Linked DNA regions of Homo sapiens: region 1 is linked to region 2. A link is a loop called in an ENCODE intact Hi-C map of the cell type or tissue named here. Cell type or tissue: CD14-positive monocyte. All regions are shown on one strand. Links, peaks and the distances in the headings refer to the core of each region. The heading gives the core; the rest is flanking DNA.

Region 1 (8,711 bases), core at 2,292-7,291, 420 kb before region 2:
CAGTGATCAAGAGGAAGAATTGTCCTCAGCAGTAATGACATTAGTGTCACTGGTTTATAATGCTGCCACTCTTCAAAATGCAACTGAAGCCATTTAAGATTTGAACAGTTTAAGATGTTTCTCTGATGGCAACGGTTTCACTGTTTCATCTTTATCCACATCCAATATAAGCAAATGATATTTAAGTGGGGAGGAACCCTCAATAATTCTTATGTATAAACACCAGAAAAAAGGGGGATCTCTGCAAGAACAAAAGTAATCAAAGAACTTCCATCTGACCATATGCTAACTGCCCTCTTTCTCCCTAATATACACACCACAGGAGCTTAACAAGTGACGGTGTCTCGGTAGAATAATTTAGAGCTACTACCAGGAGTGAAATTAAGAGTGCCAGGCAGGAGAGGAAGGATAGGCTGAGAAAAACTTTTAAAAGCTGTAAATATTTTTTAGAGGTATAGGGTAGGAGTTGAGCCAAGGAATTGAGCCACTTGCTTAAAGACAGTAAGAAGCAAGAGGAGATAATAGGGAAATTCACTGGCTCTGTTCCATCTTTTAAATCTTTCCCAGCACATTGCTAATATGATGTGTATCAAAAATACGAATACCTGTTAAGACATAAGTGGGTAGAGTTTGAGTTTCATGCTTAAAGAGAGAGAGAGAAGTCTAGTTAAAAAGAAAAAAAAAGGAAATCATATACAACCCAAAAAAGTACATAGCCATTGAGGGGGCTTGGGTAGGGTGGGGAAGAGTTTTGAAGATGTGTGTTTGAACATCTACTTGACCAACAGTTAACCTCCAAAGCTCAATCTCTATTTATAAAATAGGGATAAAAATACCAAACATTTATTATGCACCATGTGTGCCAGAAATATTAATACCTACCCTATCTCATAGAGCAGTTGTAAAGATTACATTTTAAAATTTTGCGTCGTAAAGATCAAATAGAAAATTTCTAAATATCTTACATAGAAGCATATAAATAACTATAAAAGATCCTCCTATGATTTAGCCACCAGTCCAGACTCAGGGCAGGTGACTGCCGTACCACCATTTCTTTGTTACTGCCATTTGACTCACTTGAACTGATCCAGCTTACAGAGAACAAGAACATCAATCAGTTCTGTTTACTTAGCATTCCCTTTGTCCAAAATTATTTTCATTTACCTGTGAACATAACTGTAACCTACACCCTTGCTACCCAAAGGGTGGTCCAAGGACCAGCAGTGTTGGCATCACCTGGGAGCTTGTTAGGAATGCAGACTCTGAGGCTTCTCCCCAAACCTGCTGAACCAGAATCTGTGTTTTAACTAGATCTGCAGGCAATGTGTATACACATGAAAGTTTGAGAAACACTGTTCTACACAAAGCCCTATATGAGGTAAATAAGCTCGATGCTATACTGGACATTTTGGAATCAACAGGTGAATTGGTGATATTTCCTAACCACAAGCTTAGTTTTCTCATTGCATTATAGCAGACCCTTCAGTATAAGTCTCCTATGTACAGATCTTATCTCTTAGAGTCATTATGATGTATTGTTGTTCAAAGGAAATTTTGTCTCTTCAACTTCCTCCCTCTCAGTATTATCTACACATCTGATCCAGCCTCAGACACTCATCTCTGGGGGTCGTTTTCTTCAGCTGTCTCCTTGCATTTTTGCTTTTCCCTCCTTGGGCAGGGTATCTTGTTTCTACCCCAAACATTCTCTCTCTCCTTTCTTAAAAACTGTAAAGACTTCCTTTAATAGTTTGCTATGGCTGCCATAACAAAGTCCTGCAAACTGAGTAACTTAAACAACAGATGTTAATTATCTCACAATTCTTGAGGCTAGAAGTATGAGATCAAAGTATCTGTTGGCAGGGCCATATTCCCTCTGAAGATTCTAGGGAAGGGTCTGTTCTAAACCTCCTAGCTTCTGGTAGTTCCTTGACTTGCAGATGCGTCATCCCAATATCTGCCTTCAGCTTCAGATGGCGTTCTCCCTGTGTGTGGGTGTGTTTGTGTGTGTTTGTGTGTGTGTGTGTATGTGTGTGTGTGTGTATGTGTCCAAATTTCCCCTTTTTCCAAGGACACCAGTCATACTAGGTTTGGGGCCCACTCTACTCTAGTATAATCTCATCTTTAATTACATCTGCAATGATCCTATTTCCAAACAAAGTCACATGCAGAGGTGTTGGGGCTTGAGATTTCAACATATGGTTTCCTGAGGAACACAGTTAAGTCCTAACACTTCCTCTTGAAGCTAGTGCAAGGATTGTGAAGTACTTGAAACAACCCCGTTTGTTCATATGACTCCCAACTCAGGATTTCGCAGTATAAAATCATAATATTTTGCATGGGCAAAGTAGGTGGAATAGTTGCTTCTTATTAGTGTGGAATTACTGTTGTGTGACTCCAAGTGTTGCCCACATCTTCCTAGTATGCCTGCTGTGCTGCTGGCTTAAAATGTGAGCTTGTCTATGGAAAGGATGATTCCTGAGAGCATCAAGCTAAGTATGCACTGATAAGTAGTGAGATAAAAATGCCCTTCCCTTCATAGCCACAAATCTAAAAGCTACCCATCTTTCAAGGCAAATGTTGTCTTACAAATTCTAATGTCTACCATTTTATTGAGTCCTTAAGTAGCCTGGTATTACATGGCTCAAGTGACAGAGCTGGGGTTTTTACCCAGACATTTCTAACAGTAAAGTCCATACCCTTCCCATTCCTTTCTGCTCACCCCATTGTATTTGACTCCACCCCAATCACTCAATGTATTATTCCTTTTTTTGCACTGCTCTTAAGAAATACCCAAGATGGGGTAATTTATAAGGAAAAGAGGTTTAATTGATTCACAGTCTGCATGGCTGGGGAGACCTCAGGAAACTTATAATCATGGTGGAAGGGGAAGCAGGCAAGTCTTACATGGGTAGCAGAAGAGAGAGAGAAGCACGAAGGAGGAACTTCCAAACATTTATAAAACCATAACTCACTCACTATCATGAGCACAGCATGGGAAAAACCACCCCCATGATCCAGTCACGTCCCTCCTTCGACACATGGGAATTGCAGGTCCCTCCCTCAACATGTGGGGATTACAATTCGAGGTGAGATTTGGGTGGGGATGCAGAGCCAAAACATATCACTCAATAAATATTTACTGAGTTCTTGTGTGAACAATGGTCTATGCTATATGTGTTTCTCTTCTAGCCAGCTGTGATCTGTAGGTATCCTGAACTTTCTCTGCTAAACTTTAATCACACCTTCTACCTTGAAGGAAACCGCATCTCTACGGGGCTAGAACAATAGGTAATCCTCAATAAATATCTGATGAACAAATGAAAGAATGTATGTACTCACAAATAATAGACTGTTTTTCAGATCCATGTCCTGATTATTGTAGTATGATCTAGCTTAAAAAATAATTCTGGGCTTTAATTCATTGGCTAGTAGGGAGGCCTTTTCCACTATATGTCTGGTGTGATTAAACTTTGTGCCTGGTGTACCCTCTTTTACTTGACTTGTTCCTATTGAGTGGCACCTGATGACCCAATTCTGAAGTCAGATCTGTTGCATATGGTCTTATCACCATTTCAGTCATGCACCACCCATTACAGAATCACCTTTTCTGGAGCTCCCGGAGGCCCCTCCAGCATGTTCCATCTCCCTCACACCATGTCTGTGGGTTCCACATTTGGGCTCATGTTGACCTTTCTCCGTTAGATAAAGCCCTTATCCTACTTCTTTGAAATCTCATCTCCAGTAATACTTAGCAAGTTTCAAGCTTCTATTCTGCCCCTGCCTTTTCCCCCACTTTCTTTTTCTCTACCCTCCCATCTTTGCTCCTAAGACTTCACTATTGGGATTTCACTTTTGGGATTTTCCCCAAGCTCTCTGATAGGGATCTATGCATCCTGCACATTCTCTCCTCAGCTTTATTAAAGAGCTAAGGGCTTCACAATCTAATGTCATCAAGCCGCCAGGCCCAGGTCAGAAGAGGTGTGTACCTTTTCAGTAAATGTCCCTCTTTCACCTTCAACCCTAGTCACGGCACGCCAATCTCAGGAAGACCTAAATAACAAACAAAACCATACACATTTCACTGAGAGCAGAATTACCACCATCATGCCCATTCTACAGATGACAAAATTCACGCTCAGAAAGGCTAAATAGCTTGCCTGTTATTACTCATCTTGTCAACCACAAGAGGAGCACTCAATCCCTGGTCTTTTGACTCAAAATCTAAGGGTCTTTTTGCCAGCACAAATGCATACTAACATGTTAAAAAGAGTCACCTTTTGGGCTAGGAAATTTTGCATTCCTTTCCTTCAAGAACGGTAGGTTCCAGGCCAGGCATAGTGGCTCACATCTGTAATCCCAGCACTTTGGGAAGCCAAGGCAGGCAGATCACTTGAGCTCAGGAGTTTGAGACCCGCCTGGGCAACATAGTGAAACCTTATCTCTACTAACAATAAAAAAAAAATTAGCTGGGTGTGGTGGCATGTGCCTGTGGTCCCAATTACTCAAGAGGCTGAGACGGGAGGATCACTGGAGCCCAGGAGATAGATGCTGAAGTGAGCCATGATCACGCCACTGCACGGCAACTTTTTGAGACCCTGTCTCAAAAAAAAAAAAAAAAAAAGCTATGTTCTAGTTTTATGACATCCATCTCTGTTCTAAGGTATGACTCCTAGATAAACATTTATGATTTTTGAGGGAGCAGGGAAAGCATTTTTGGCACCTGTGCCTTCTGCTCCTCACCCCTGAGATAGCCACAGGCCCCCTTGATGACTCACCTTTATGGCTAGCCTCTCATGGCCTCTCCTGACCCTCATCTACTCTGCATCTCGTCCTTCAGGCTAGCTAGTTCAGGCTGAAGGATTCAGTTAGACTACTCTTCCTAGGCGCATGTTTGCATTTTAAGAAAGACATTCAAAGCCTTAACATAAGGAAGCAAGCAATGGGCCAGTTTAGGCACTGTCCTGCCTTTACATGGTAGTGACAAGGCCGGTAGTAGGAGATGCGGCAAATATCTCAAATGAATCCTTTATGGGTATTTTCTTGCAATTCCAGTTGGAAAAAAAGTGACAGAAATTATAATGTCTGCCACTAGGGGGCGGATTAGCCAAATTTTGGAATATTTGTGGGCGAGTGAGAAGACTCAGAAATTTTTTCTTTTCCTATTCTCACAAATTCCCCTGCATCAGACAAGAGGAGAACAGCATCACCAGAAATAGGAAAAAGCAAAGGCAGCAGCATTGCTACTGGCAAGAGCAGGGTCCCCCATTGTCATCCTCTCGAAATGTGTTAGTGCACGAGGGTAGCACACCCAGGTAACAACAGCCTGGTATTCAGTACCTGTTACGTGCCAGGCACTGTGCTAGGCACTTTACCTACATTGTCTTCCTTGACCCACACAGCAATCTTCTGAGGCAGATTTTTCAAATCATTATTTTACGGGTGAAGGAATAGGCTTGTGAAGGTTAAATACATTGCTCGAAAGCAAGCAGCTAATACGTGGCAGAGTTGGGATTTGTATTGCTGTTTGTGGGGAGTGGTAGATAGGTTAAGGAGGAAGTCTTGAAAGGACTTGATATTAAGTCACCATTCAAAGCCTCTAACAGAGCTTCAGCGAGAGGCACTGCCTGCCTTAGGCAGTGGCTCTAAGGAGAGAAAAGAGTTTTAAGCATATTATATGTGTCTATTGTAAAAAATAATATGGAATATCATAAAGAAGAAAGCAGAAACTATCTTCGAATCTTATGTAGATAAAGCACTTTTAATCATTTTTAGTCAGGACTTGACTATGCTGGTTTTTGTTTTGTTTCGTTTTGCTTTTTATTGTGCATGCATTACCATGTAAATAAATATAGAATCTTCACTAACAGTTTTAATGATTATGTTTTGTTGTTTTGTACTTAAACCCCTTAAATTGCTTACCCAGTACCTGCTGATAAACTTTTTATTAATTTTCAGGTTTTTTACCACTATAAACAATTGTGTAATAAATTCTTTGTGTTTGCTTCTTTCCAAGGTATCTTCTCTTTTATTTATTAGATCTCATCCTATCTCCCTTAATCAAACAGTTGTCCCTGTTTTTCCTTTGCCATTTTTCCTCTCTGTGCTATACTGTTTCTTTAGCAAACAGATATGAGATAATAACGCCCATCTCGTTAAAAAAAATCTTCTTTGGGCCGGGCATAGTAGCTCACACCTGTAATCCCAACACTTTGGGAGGCTGAGGCGAGCAGATCATTTGAGGCCAGGAGTTTGAGACCAGCCTGGCCAACATGGTGAAATCCCATCCCTACTAAAAAAAACACAAAAATTAGCTGTGTGGTTGTGCATGCCTGTAATTCCAGCTACCTGGGAGGCTGAGGCAGGAGAATTGCTTGACCCCAGGAGGCAGAGATTGCAGTGAGCCGAGACTGCGCCACTGCACTCCAGCCTGGGCAACAGAATGAGACTACATCTTTTAAAAAAAATTTTTTTCTTTGATATCACTCCACCTCCAACTCCAGCCCATTTTCTTGTTTCCTTAGACACCTGGAATGCTTGACAGAGTTGTTTATTCTTATCAGCCTTGCATCATCTTTTCTTGCTTCTCCTAAACCCACTCCATCAGGTTTTGTCCACATTCCTCCACACATAGTTCTTGCCAAGGTCACCATGACCTCCATGTTGTCAAGCCCTTGGTTTGTCCTCCAACTTCATCTTCCTTGACCTCTGAACCGCACTTGACACCTGATCATTACTTGTTGGAATTCGTTTGCCTTCCAGGACACCACCTTCTAGGAGGCTCTCCTATTTTATTGGCCACTGCTCTTCAGTCCCTTTTGTCTGTTTCTCCTCATCTTCCTGACCTCCAAATCTTGGACTATCGTGGGGTTCCATTCTCAGAACTTTTCTGTTCCTTACCTACATTTGTTCCTTAGGTGATCTCATCTGGACTCAGGACTAAATCCCAGCATTCTACTCCCACATATATATCTCCAACCTAGACCTTTCCCTGAACTCCAGATTCATAACCCAACTGCTTGCCTAACATCTCTACTTAGATGTCTAAGACACATCTCAAACTTGACAAGTGGAAAGCCCTTGATTTTTCTGAGTCTACCTCACCCAAATTTTCTTCCTCGGGCTTCCCCATCTCAATAAATATAATACTAACAAGTGCAAATCTCAGAATCATCCTTGACTCCTTTCTTTTACAACTCACATCTGTATCGTGAGGAAATCCTGATGGCTCTATCTTCAAAACGTATCTGGAACTCAACCACTTTCAGCCACCTCTGCTGTCCTCTCCCCCATCATATCTTATCTGGATTATCATGGCTTCCAAGTGGCTTTTCTGCTTACCAAGAAGTCAGAGGGTCTTTACAAATTCAAGTCATTGCTCATCACTGCTCTGCATAGGGCTCTCCGGTTCTGCCTGTCTCATTGAAAGTAAACCTCACGGTCTTACTATGGCTGACAATGTCCTGCATTATCTCAGAGCACTATCCCTCGGCCCCATCCAACCTGCTTCAGTTTCCATCCTCCCTCACTGTGCTCCAGTTTCACCGGCCTCCTTGCTGATCCTTAGACACACCAACATGCTCCCATCTCCACACCTGTTGTTCCCTCACTTGGAATCATCTCTTCATGGGTATCTCTATGTCTTGTTTCCCTGGTTCCTTAAAGTCTCTTCTCAAATGTGTCCTTAACAGAGAGCCCTTTCCTAATCACCCTGTAGGAGCAGGACATTCCATCTTCTCTTGCCCTGACCATTCTCACCACCAGCACTACCACCACTACCCACCCACCCACCCACACATACACCTCCCCACCACACACACACAGTTTTTGTCATTTGTCTCCTTTGACTATAATGAATGCTTCTTTGCTTATTTTGTTCTTGGCCCAGTAAAGAATATCCCTAACTCCTAATCTAATGCCTTGCACATATAAGAGCTCAGCAAATATCTGTTGGATGAAATAATGAATATTCATCTTCTAGTGTAGTTATCTTTTTATGATAGGTTTTTAGGAGTGGGATTACTGACACCAAGGGTATGAATATTAAAGACATATTTGACACATTCAACCATTTATGTTCCCATCAACAGAGTACTATTGACCCAACTGAAAATATTTGCCTATCAGATTACTAAAGATGAAAAAGTATTGACAAAACCTATCAACTTTGTCAATACTTTTCATCTTTAGTAGTCTGATAGGCAAATATTTACATTTTAGGATTATTTGAATGTTTTTCTGTATATATTTCTTGACCGTTTATATATATCATTTGTGTGAATTCCTAGATTTTATTCTTTGTCCACTTTTCTATTGCAATTATTTCCTGTACTGACTTGTTCTTTCTGCATTAAATCTTTGTTTAAATTGCCATTTTTTTTTCAGTTTAGCATTTGTCTTTTCATCTTATTTTTGGTGTTTTTGCCAAAAAGAAGGTAAATTTTTAATGCAAAATCATTCATTTTTCCCTTGTAGTTTTTGATTTCTCCAATAAGAACATAGTTATGTGAATGAATATTTGAATATTGAGCCTTCTTAGGCTTTCTTGGTAATGTTTATTAAGCATATTCTTTCCTTGGAGGTAAATGTCTTGATAAAGTTTTATATCATGAGTAGGTAGAAGGAGGTGGTACAGCACTACGTGACCCATCAAACATATAGTACCATGAATCTGGGGAGTAGGAATGCTATACCAAGGCAAAGTGACATGAAGC
Region 2 (8,711 bases), core at 1,732-6,731:
ATGAAAGCTGACAAAACACAGCTACACGGAACCACTTGGATGAATCTCACAAGCTAACAATGAGCACAAGAATCCAGATAAGCAAGAATGCATAATGGGTTCCATTTACATAAAGTTCAAAACTAGACAAAGTTAATGCAGAGTTTTGAAGTGGTTCACTTTAGGATGGGAGAGAGGGAGAGTGTTTGGCAGAGGGCATGAGGGGGTCTTTTGAGGGGCTGGTAGCATTCTATATCTTGACTTGGTTTCACAGCTATGTTCATTTTGTGATATATATTGAACTATACACTTAGGATTTATGCACCATTTTCATGAAAAAGAGTTTTTCTTAATAAAAGTTATCCATTTGCTGCATTTACCAAGGTTTTATTTAGGTCCCACTTTCACAAGGGAGTTGCTCCTCACCATTCCTGGGGGTCATGTGGAACCAGGAAGGTTTTTCTCCCTGGGTAGCTGGAGATTGTGTTAATGTATATGTGGGGAGGGACAAAATCACACTCCAAATGGGAAAAGCCAAAGTTTGAAGAAGAAAGACAGTTCCAAGCAAAGTGAGGCCATAATCAGATGATGAAAAATTGGCCAGAGACTGGTGGGATCAAGCCCCAGAAAGCTGGTATCTGGGGACCAGAGGTTATGGGGCACAGTGGTTATATGCAGAGATGCTGGAGCCAGAATCCCTGGGTTGATTTCTCAAATCCATTAACTTCTGTTTTACTTTGGGCAGCTTCCTGAACCTCTCTGTGCCTCAGGCCCTCTTCTGTGAAATGCACCTGAGAAGTCAAAATGTAATACTTGTCAAGCACTCCCAGCTGTGCTTGTCCCATGCTGGGGGCTCAACATGTGTCAACGACTACATCTGCATCATTTTCTGCTCTCACAATCTATATACCAGAGCATGGCTGTCCACTGCTCACATGTTTTATAGGAAAGCAGGGGAAACCATTCTCTTCCTTCCTAGTCCTAGTTCCAAAGTTCCCAGGCCAGATACCTTTCCTGTCCATAAAAGCTATGACTAGAGAACAGGATCACATTCTATAAAATGACCACTCCCACCAAACCATGTGAATTGGGAGTCAGACGTTCAACAAAAGGGGCAGGTCAGTTTCCAGACAAACAAGCGAGGAGTGATTTGAATGATATCAAGAGGAGTACAGTACAAATAGCATATTGGTGGGTCCGCCTTTCTTCAAAATGAATGAAACTGTGCCTTTATACACACAATGTAGAAGTGTACGTTAAGCCTGAGTATTTGCCCCAGATTTAACTCTCTGCTTCGATAAGTCATGACTGGTATTTCTTTGGCTAGAAATAAAACAAAGCAGGTCCCACTTTCTGAGATAAACATTTAATTTAATTTTGTATCTCACTGGGTTTTTAATCCCATCACTTATCTCAATGCTCTGTTTCTCACTATTTTATCTCAGGGTTTCTGAATGTTCTCCTTGAACAAACAATGTAAACACAATAAACACCGTAACAGACAAGAACCTTGACATAGAAGTGGAGACACACTAGCGGTAAGGCATCCAAGGACACCAAGATAAAGCAGAGAAAAACATGAAGTAGCCAGTAGGTGGGGCTCGGAGGGAAGAATTGACAGTGGTGGTTGTGGGAGAGCACTGCAAGCTCAAACACTGTGCTAAATTTCAGGCGTTAGTAGAAATGTCAAATAGGTGTGTGTGTAGGCAATTATAAACATGAGAAATGCATAGAATGGTGCCTTACACAGAATAGGTGCTAAATAAATATTATCCAAATGAGTGAATGAATGAAAAGAGGAGAGACAACGGATTTGCTTTCATTCACATATAGGAGCTTTGAGAAGTCAAGGAATTTTAGAATTAAAAGGGACCAGTAAAGTCTATTCCCCTTACAAGTGGTTTGGGCTTGAGTACCTCAGTCTCAGGTTTGAATTAGGAATCAGTAAGAAAGAGAGAAAGAGAAAGCAACAGTGACACATGGATTTTTTAGGGAGTTAAAAGCATTCTAGAATAATGGATGGCTGAAGGACCGTTTGGGGGGAGGGGGGGAAAGCTGTCATGGGATAATTGGAACAGACCCCAAGGAGGTCATTTATCATGTCGTCTCTCTGCTGGCTGCAGAATATAGAAATCACTAGCTGATGACAACAATACTCTACGTTTGTGTAGTACTTCTAGTTCTGAAAGTGCAGTCAGACATTATCTCCATTAATTCTCACAAGCACATAGGTATTCTTTTCTGGGACTCAAAGGAAGTTACTAGCTCAGAAATAATGGATGCTCGTTGATGTATGAAGTTCCATTACCTCTAACAGGGAGATGGAATGTCCTTTAAAAGATTCCTCCACAAAATAACATATTCATTTATGTAGTAACAGGGAGAGTTGTTGAGAATTAAATGATATATTGTCTTTTCAAAGCTGTGAATTTATCAGTATTAACTTGGAAAGTGTCTTTACCTCCTCCTTCCAAGATAATAGCAAGGAGAGCCACCAAGGTGCTTTGGACAGTTTTCCAAGGGGAAGGAGGATGATGCTTGGTGGGAAAGTGGGGAGTGGCCCCATCCTGGAGGTGACTTCCCAGGGACTGGGAAGGCTGGGATGTTCAGTGTGTTCTGGGTCTCACTTTGCACCTGTGCACCGCTTGCAAGCATCACAAGAGGACACAACTTAGATGAGGGTGGTGGTGCTCGTAGGGGTAGAGCGATTGCTGTGAGAGGTATAACTATAACCCGCCTGGCGCAAGAAGCCTGACTGGTAGCAATAGACTAGATCTCAGCCTGTGCTTCCCAAGAGGCAGATGTAAGGGACAGAGACCTTTCACTTCCATTTTCCTCAACTGCTTACCTACTGGGATTTTAGTATGATCCATAGGAGATGGAAGCAAATTTAAAAAGCGAATATTGGAATTGTCACTAATCTTGGCAAATTAAGATTTGATTTGATATAGAAAAATAAAGACATACAATGTTTCTTATACTTGAGATGTCATGGAATGATTGTACATCTGTTAATCTTCATTCAACAAGCATTTATTGAGCACTTACTATGAGCCAGACTTTCTAGTAGGTGTTGGGGATATAGGGGAGAATAATAAAGAAATGGATCTTGTTTTTGAGTAGCTTGTTACATCTATAATGGACAGATAGACAATTAAACAAGGAATAACCAGACAGAGTGCTGAGTGTTAGAACAGGAGAAAGACAGGGATCTGAGACACCAGAAAAAAAGAGGTTACATAACCTAGTCTAGGAGACAAAGACAGCATCCCTGCAGAAGTCACAGTTAAGCTGAGACCTGAAGGATTCTGTCCTGCATCGCACAACACTTCCTTCCCACCACTGCTATGCTAAGCACTTACCCCAGTTACATAGTATTTGCTATTTTCAAATCTCTCTCTCACTAAGCATTGAGCTCCCAGAGGTCTTACAGCATCATGTAAATTATTAAAAAAAAAAAAATCTTTGTATCCTCAGCACCTCTGGTAGAGCTCCTACACTTAGTAGGCTTTCAATGCATAGCTGCTAAGTGACACAAAAATTGAAAGAATGAATAAATGATGAATGATGGGAGACCTAATTGCATTATATAGTAGAAATGCCAGTGTTCATCTGTAAAGGGTGCAGGCTGGATGCTGCATTCTAGTTAAGCAGTGTCACTACTGTGTCCTCCAGGCAGCCAGTTGCTGAGCATCCGCTAATTAAGGCTACACTGCCACTCTGAGGGCAGTCTGGGTAGTGCCAGGATTGGACAGGACACTGATGTCCGCTTTGGTTCTCAGCTTCAGGCTGGTGAAAGCACTAGCAATGCAGCCTCCTCTTTGAAGGAAAGGTCTCTCAACGCTGTCACAGTCCTTGCTCAGGCAGCCCTCAGTCCCTACTGCAAAGTAAGGGCATGAAGTCTTCTCTTAAAAGTGCAGGCTGGCTAAGGAAACCGAACCTCACTTTCATGGCACAATTTTGGGGACACAGAGGAATTGAGTCACATTCTTTTCCTTGTGTGTGGGTTGGAGAGGAGGAATCCAGTTCCTACCCCACCCCTCCCATTGCCCTGGAAGAGCCACCTGGGGTAAGCATGACCCCCTGGGGTAAGCATGAAGCCTGCACACTCACCTCAGCACAGGAGGGAAATGCTTTAGCTGAAATATTCCCCTCTTTAGTGACCCTACTTCTCTCCAGGGAGCTTTAAATGCTGGTGAATTCTGATCAGCATCCTGGAAGGGAATAATGAACTAGCACCCAGGGCACCTTCCTCACTTGTCTCCTAGCCAGTCCCCCAAACTTCTGTCTGGCTGTTACTGTGTGGCTCAATGAACTGGGGGCAAGAAAATCTAGATTATAACCCTGGGTTTGCTGATTCCTATGCGTTACACCTTTGGTTAGTTGATTAATCTCTTTGAACCTCAGTTAGCTGATCTACAAAATAAATATTAATATACCTGACCTATCTTACAGGGCTGTTGAAGAATCAAATGGTACAATATGCGGAATGCCCTTTGTGAACCTGCAAGCACTACACACGTGTAAAGTATTATTATGTCCAATATGTCTGGAAATGTATAAAATAATGATTCCATAGAAATGTACTTTTATGTTGTGAAATCCTCACTGTCTCTCGTTGTTAATCCAGGGAAACCACTGACTAGTATTCCTTTCACTTGATTGTCTCATTTCTTTCACTGATTAATTCATTCAAAAAGCAGTTATGAGCAAAATTCAACATCAAAAATATTGATTGAGTGCCTACAATATGCCAGGAACTGTTCTCAGTGCTGGAGATACCACGGATATTAAGGCAGATATATCCCTGCTTTCCTGCACTGGGGCTAGAGCAGGGAGTAAAATGGCAGTCCCTGCACTTAGGAGTTTACAGTCTAATGAGGAAGGTAGGAATTTTAAAACTAATCATATGAATAACTATGTGTGTGTGATATGGTTTGGCTCTGTCCCCACCCAAATCTCATGTCCAGTTGTAATTCCCAATATTGGGTGAGGGACCTGGTGGGAGGTGATTGAATCATGGGGGCAGATGTTCCCTTGCTGTTCTCATGATAGTGAGTGAATTCTCAAGATATCTGGTTGTTTGAAAGTGTGTAGCACTTCCCCCTTCACTCTTTTTCTCTTCTGCCACCATGTGAAGAAGGTGCTTTCTGCCATAATTGTAAGTATCCTGAGGCCTCCCCAGCCATGCCTCCTGTACAGCCTGTGGAACTGTGAGTCAATTAAATATCTTTTCTTCATAAATTCCCCAGTCTCAGATAGTTCTTTATAGCAGTGCGAGAGTGGACTAATACAGTGTGTATGTGGCAACATTAAACTCTCGTTAAGAACACAGGAAAAAAGAAAATGTTTAATATTGTTGTTATACTCTTGTCCTCATGAACCCTCAACTGCTAGTGGGAAAATTAACTAATGTCCAATGTCATTAAACTCCATTCAATCCAATATTTTATACAATTCTCAATCAGGCAATGCTCAGAATCCCCAGCAAAATGTTCAGCTTTTCAGGTTGCCCTCCCCTCCTTCTGTTTTGGTTCCGAAACTAGCATCTCGGTTTATGGGGGGATAGTAGGGGGTTGCAGGGAGGAGGTGTCATTTCCAGGACATGAGGCACAGGGGAAGAGTTGGGGTCCTCTAATGTGTCCTCTCTGTCTTCTGGTCTCCAGAGAAGTGCCTCTTGTCCTCCTATGTGCTGGTAAAGTCTGTGCTAGTGTCACTCAGACCCTGTCTTGGCTCTGTCAGATCCTGGGATTGACCCTTGGCTGGCTTGGTCCCCTGCCTGCATCTGCCAGCTGCAAAACCTAGGTCTCTACCACATTTGCTCTCCAGTCTGTTGGCTTGACAATCTACTCCTAACCTCTACTGTGAGAGTCACCTCACTCTGCAATGGCTGAGCCAGTAGCAGAGCTACTGACTTTCTACTCCACACCTATTCAACTTGTGAACTGAAGGGACTCAGAAAAGCTAAACCTCAGGGCCTCTCTCTGCTGGACCACACCACACCATTAGATCTGTGAGAGCTGCCCCAGAGACCAAAATGAGCAAGGGCTGTAAATCTTTTACCAACCTAGTGAGTTGTTCCCAGTACAGTCCAGATGAGAAATATGGGGACCCCCACACCCTGTTTTCCTCTTGCTCTCTGCCTTTGCCTCTGTCTGCCAGTGCTCAGGCCTGGGAAATGATATCTGCATGATACCTGTCTCATCATACCTTTGGCGAGTCTCGTGGCTTCACTAAATACCCTCCAGGAAGACTTGGATCTAAGTTCCTTTGCCCAGTGAATTCTTTATCCCTGCTCACTGCCCGGCTTCTTGCAGCTACTGAGATTTATCCACACTGCTGTCCATACACCAGGACCCCATCCCTCTACCTGCAAGTCTCAAAGCACCATAACACATTGCTGTTATGTGTAACAAACTCTTACTGAAGGTTAGGGGATGATGATGAGGGGCTGCATCAATAAATAAATAAATAAATAAATAAATAAAAAAGATGGGAAACAACTAAATCAAATAACAGAAGGCACTGGCCAAAGGCCCTCAGCTGTCTCTACCACAGTGACGGTCTTGCTGGTGACATTCCCAACTTTCTCACAAAGCCATCATTTCCTGGGACTTGTTTTATTTCCTTCTAGCCAAACACTTCTGTCAACTTTCTCAGTTCAGAGACACTCATTTACTGTCCCTACCGCCCCCCTGCAGGTAGCTAACCTGTAATTCTATTATGAAGGGAAATTTAGCTCCTTTTTATCAGATGCTAAGGTAGAATTAGCATACAGCAATGGTTAAGCTCATGGATTTTAAAACCAGCCTACCTTGGTTCAAATCTAGCCTTCATTGCTTACTAGCTGTGTGGTTTTAAGAAGTTGCTCATCCTCTCCGTACCAGTTTCCCCATCTGTAAACTTGGAATGGTTGTAGCCCCTACTGGCTGGGGCCCTTGTGAGGATTATATGATAAATACAAATAAATAAGATGCTTACATCTGTCCTATACAAAGTAAACACTCAATGAAATGTAGGTATTATTCTCTCTACTTCCTCCTTCCTACACTACCCTAGACCAGTGATTCTCAAACTTTAGCACATATCAGAATTATCTAAAAGTCTTATTAAATGTCAGGTTGCTGGGACCCAGAGTTTCTGATTCAATAGGTCTGGGATGGAGACAGAAAATTTGCATTTCTAACGAGTTCCCAAGTACTGTGATGAAGCTGGTTCAATGATCACACTTTGAGAACCACTGGCCTAGACCATGTTTTCCATTCTCAAAAAGTTCCATTAAGTTGTTTTTCTTGGCTTCCCACCCTTAGAAACAGGTAGAAGCTTCAAATTATACTTTTTTTTTTTTTGGTAGAGATGAGATCTCACCATATTGCCCAGGCTGGTCTTGAACTCCTAGCCTCAAGCAATCCTTCAGCCTTGGCCTCCCGAAGGGCTGAGATTACAGGCGTCAGCCACTGTGCCACGCCCTCAAATTATACTTGTTACAGAGCTTTTCTGGATCAAATTACATAGGCAAAAAAGAATTTATTATGCTGACTATTTGGTAACAAAGAAAAGGAAATAAAGAATATAAACATGTATATCCATGTTTTGTTGTTGCAAAAAAAAAAAAAAAAACCCAAAACAAACGAACAAACAAAAAACTTAGGAAAGATAAACCAGAAACTGATAGAATTGTTTACATAGGATAGGGTAGAAAGAACAGGAAAAAGAGTGACAAACTTCTCTGATTATGCCATTTTTTTTCTATAAATATATATATAGTTTTGACTGTTGGAAGCATGCTAGTGTTTTCATATTTAAAACATTAAATCAAGTCTGAGGAAAGAAGCCTAGAATTGAATTAAAAATACAAAATTAAGAGTATATCAAATAGATGACAGAACTGCATGAAAGGGAAAAAAATTGAATGAATCTAAGTCACTTTGGTTTTTGTTTCTTTTTTTTTTTTTTTGAGACGGAGCCTCGCTCTGTCACCCAGGCTGGAGTGCAGTGGCGCCATCTGGGCTCACTGCGAGCTCCGCCTCCCGAGTTCACACCATTCTCCTGCCTCAGCCTCCGGAGTAGCTGGGACTACAGGCGCCCGCCACCACGCCCAGCTAATTTTTTGTATTTTTAGTAGAGACAGGGTTTCACCGTGTTAGCCAGGATGGTCTTGATCTCCGCCCGCCTCGGCCTCCCAAAGTGCTGGCATTACAGATGTGAGCCAATGCGCCTGGCCGAATCCAAGTCACTTTGAACACAATACTTAGATATACACCCTCAGTCTAAAAACAAAAAGAAGTTCAAACAAATATTGTTTTGTTAGTGATATGGGTGTAGCAATTTTGAAATTATTTGGTGAGCATTTTAGGACTGAGTAAATTAGTAAATATACTAATGTTTCTGGTAGCCAGGTTTCCCACTATGAGAGAGAGGTGATATAATTTATGGAATGCGGAAAATTTAGAGGTGTCAGCATAAAATCATGTTTTTTCTAAGAAATAAAAAATAATAAAAATGTATATATCTTTCCTAGCTCTTTCTGCTGAAAGGGCCTAGAAGTAATGCTACTCTAGTTACAATGAGCACTCCTAGCACCTAGATCTTGGTGTCTAAAGATAATTCCCCTTTAAAAATAGCTGATTCTAAAATACAACATAAATACAAGATAAGACTAGAATATTTTGTTGTAGTAGAAAATAAAGAAATTATTTGAAAAATAAAAAGGCCCAAGGATGTTACAAAGA

What was found. A loop is a pair of places that touch in the nucleus more often than their neighbours do. Peaks named below come from ENCODE experiments on the same cell type or tissue, not always from the same donor. Only the 100,000 strongest peaks of a DNase experiment are listed, where the experiment ranks them.
Region 1: it touches region 2 in a loop (5-fold over the local background); 107 of 110 quality-filtered maps call a loop at or near these places.

The regions. Positions count from the first base shown.
Region 1 is chr11:93,648,641-93,657,351 of GRCh38, reverse strand. No RefSeq gene overlaps it. Among named protein-coding and RNA genes, the nearest start is that of CEP295, 8.7 kb to the left of the region's middle. In CD14-positive monocyte, for the core only: CTCF peaks have their summits at 4,852 and 5,052 (motif pointing right); DNase peaks (open chromatin) are centred at 2,921 and 5,101; H3K4me3 peaks cover 698 bases; H3K27ac peaks cover 1,992 bases.
Region 2 is chr11:93,229,786-93,238,496 of GRCh38, reverse strand. No RefSeq gene overlaps it. Among named protein-coding and RNA genes, the nearest start is that of SLC36A4, 36 kb to the right of the region's middle. In CD14-positive monocyte, for the core only: CTCF peaks have their summits at 3,477 and 3,678; a DNase peak (open chromatin) is centred at 3,706; H3K27me3 peaks cover 226 bases.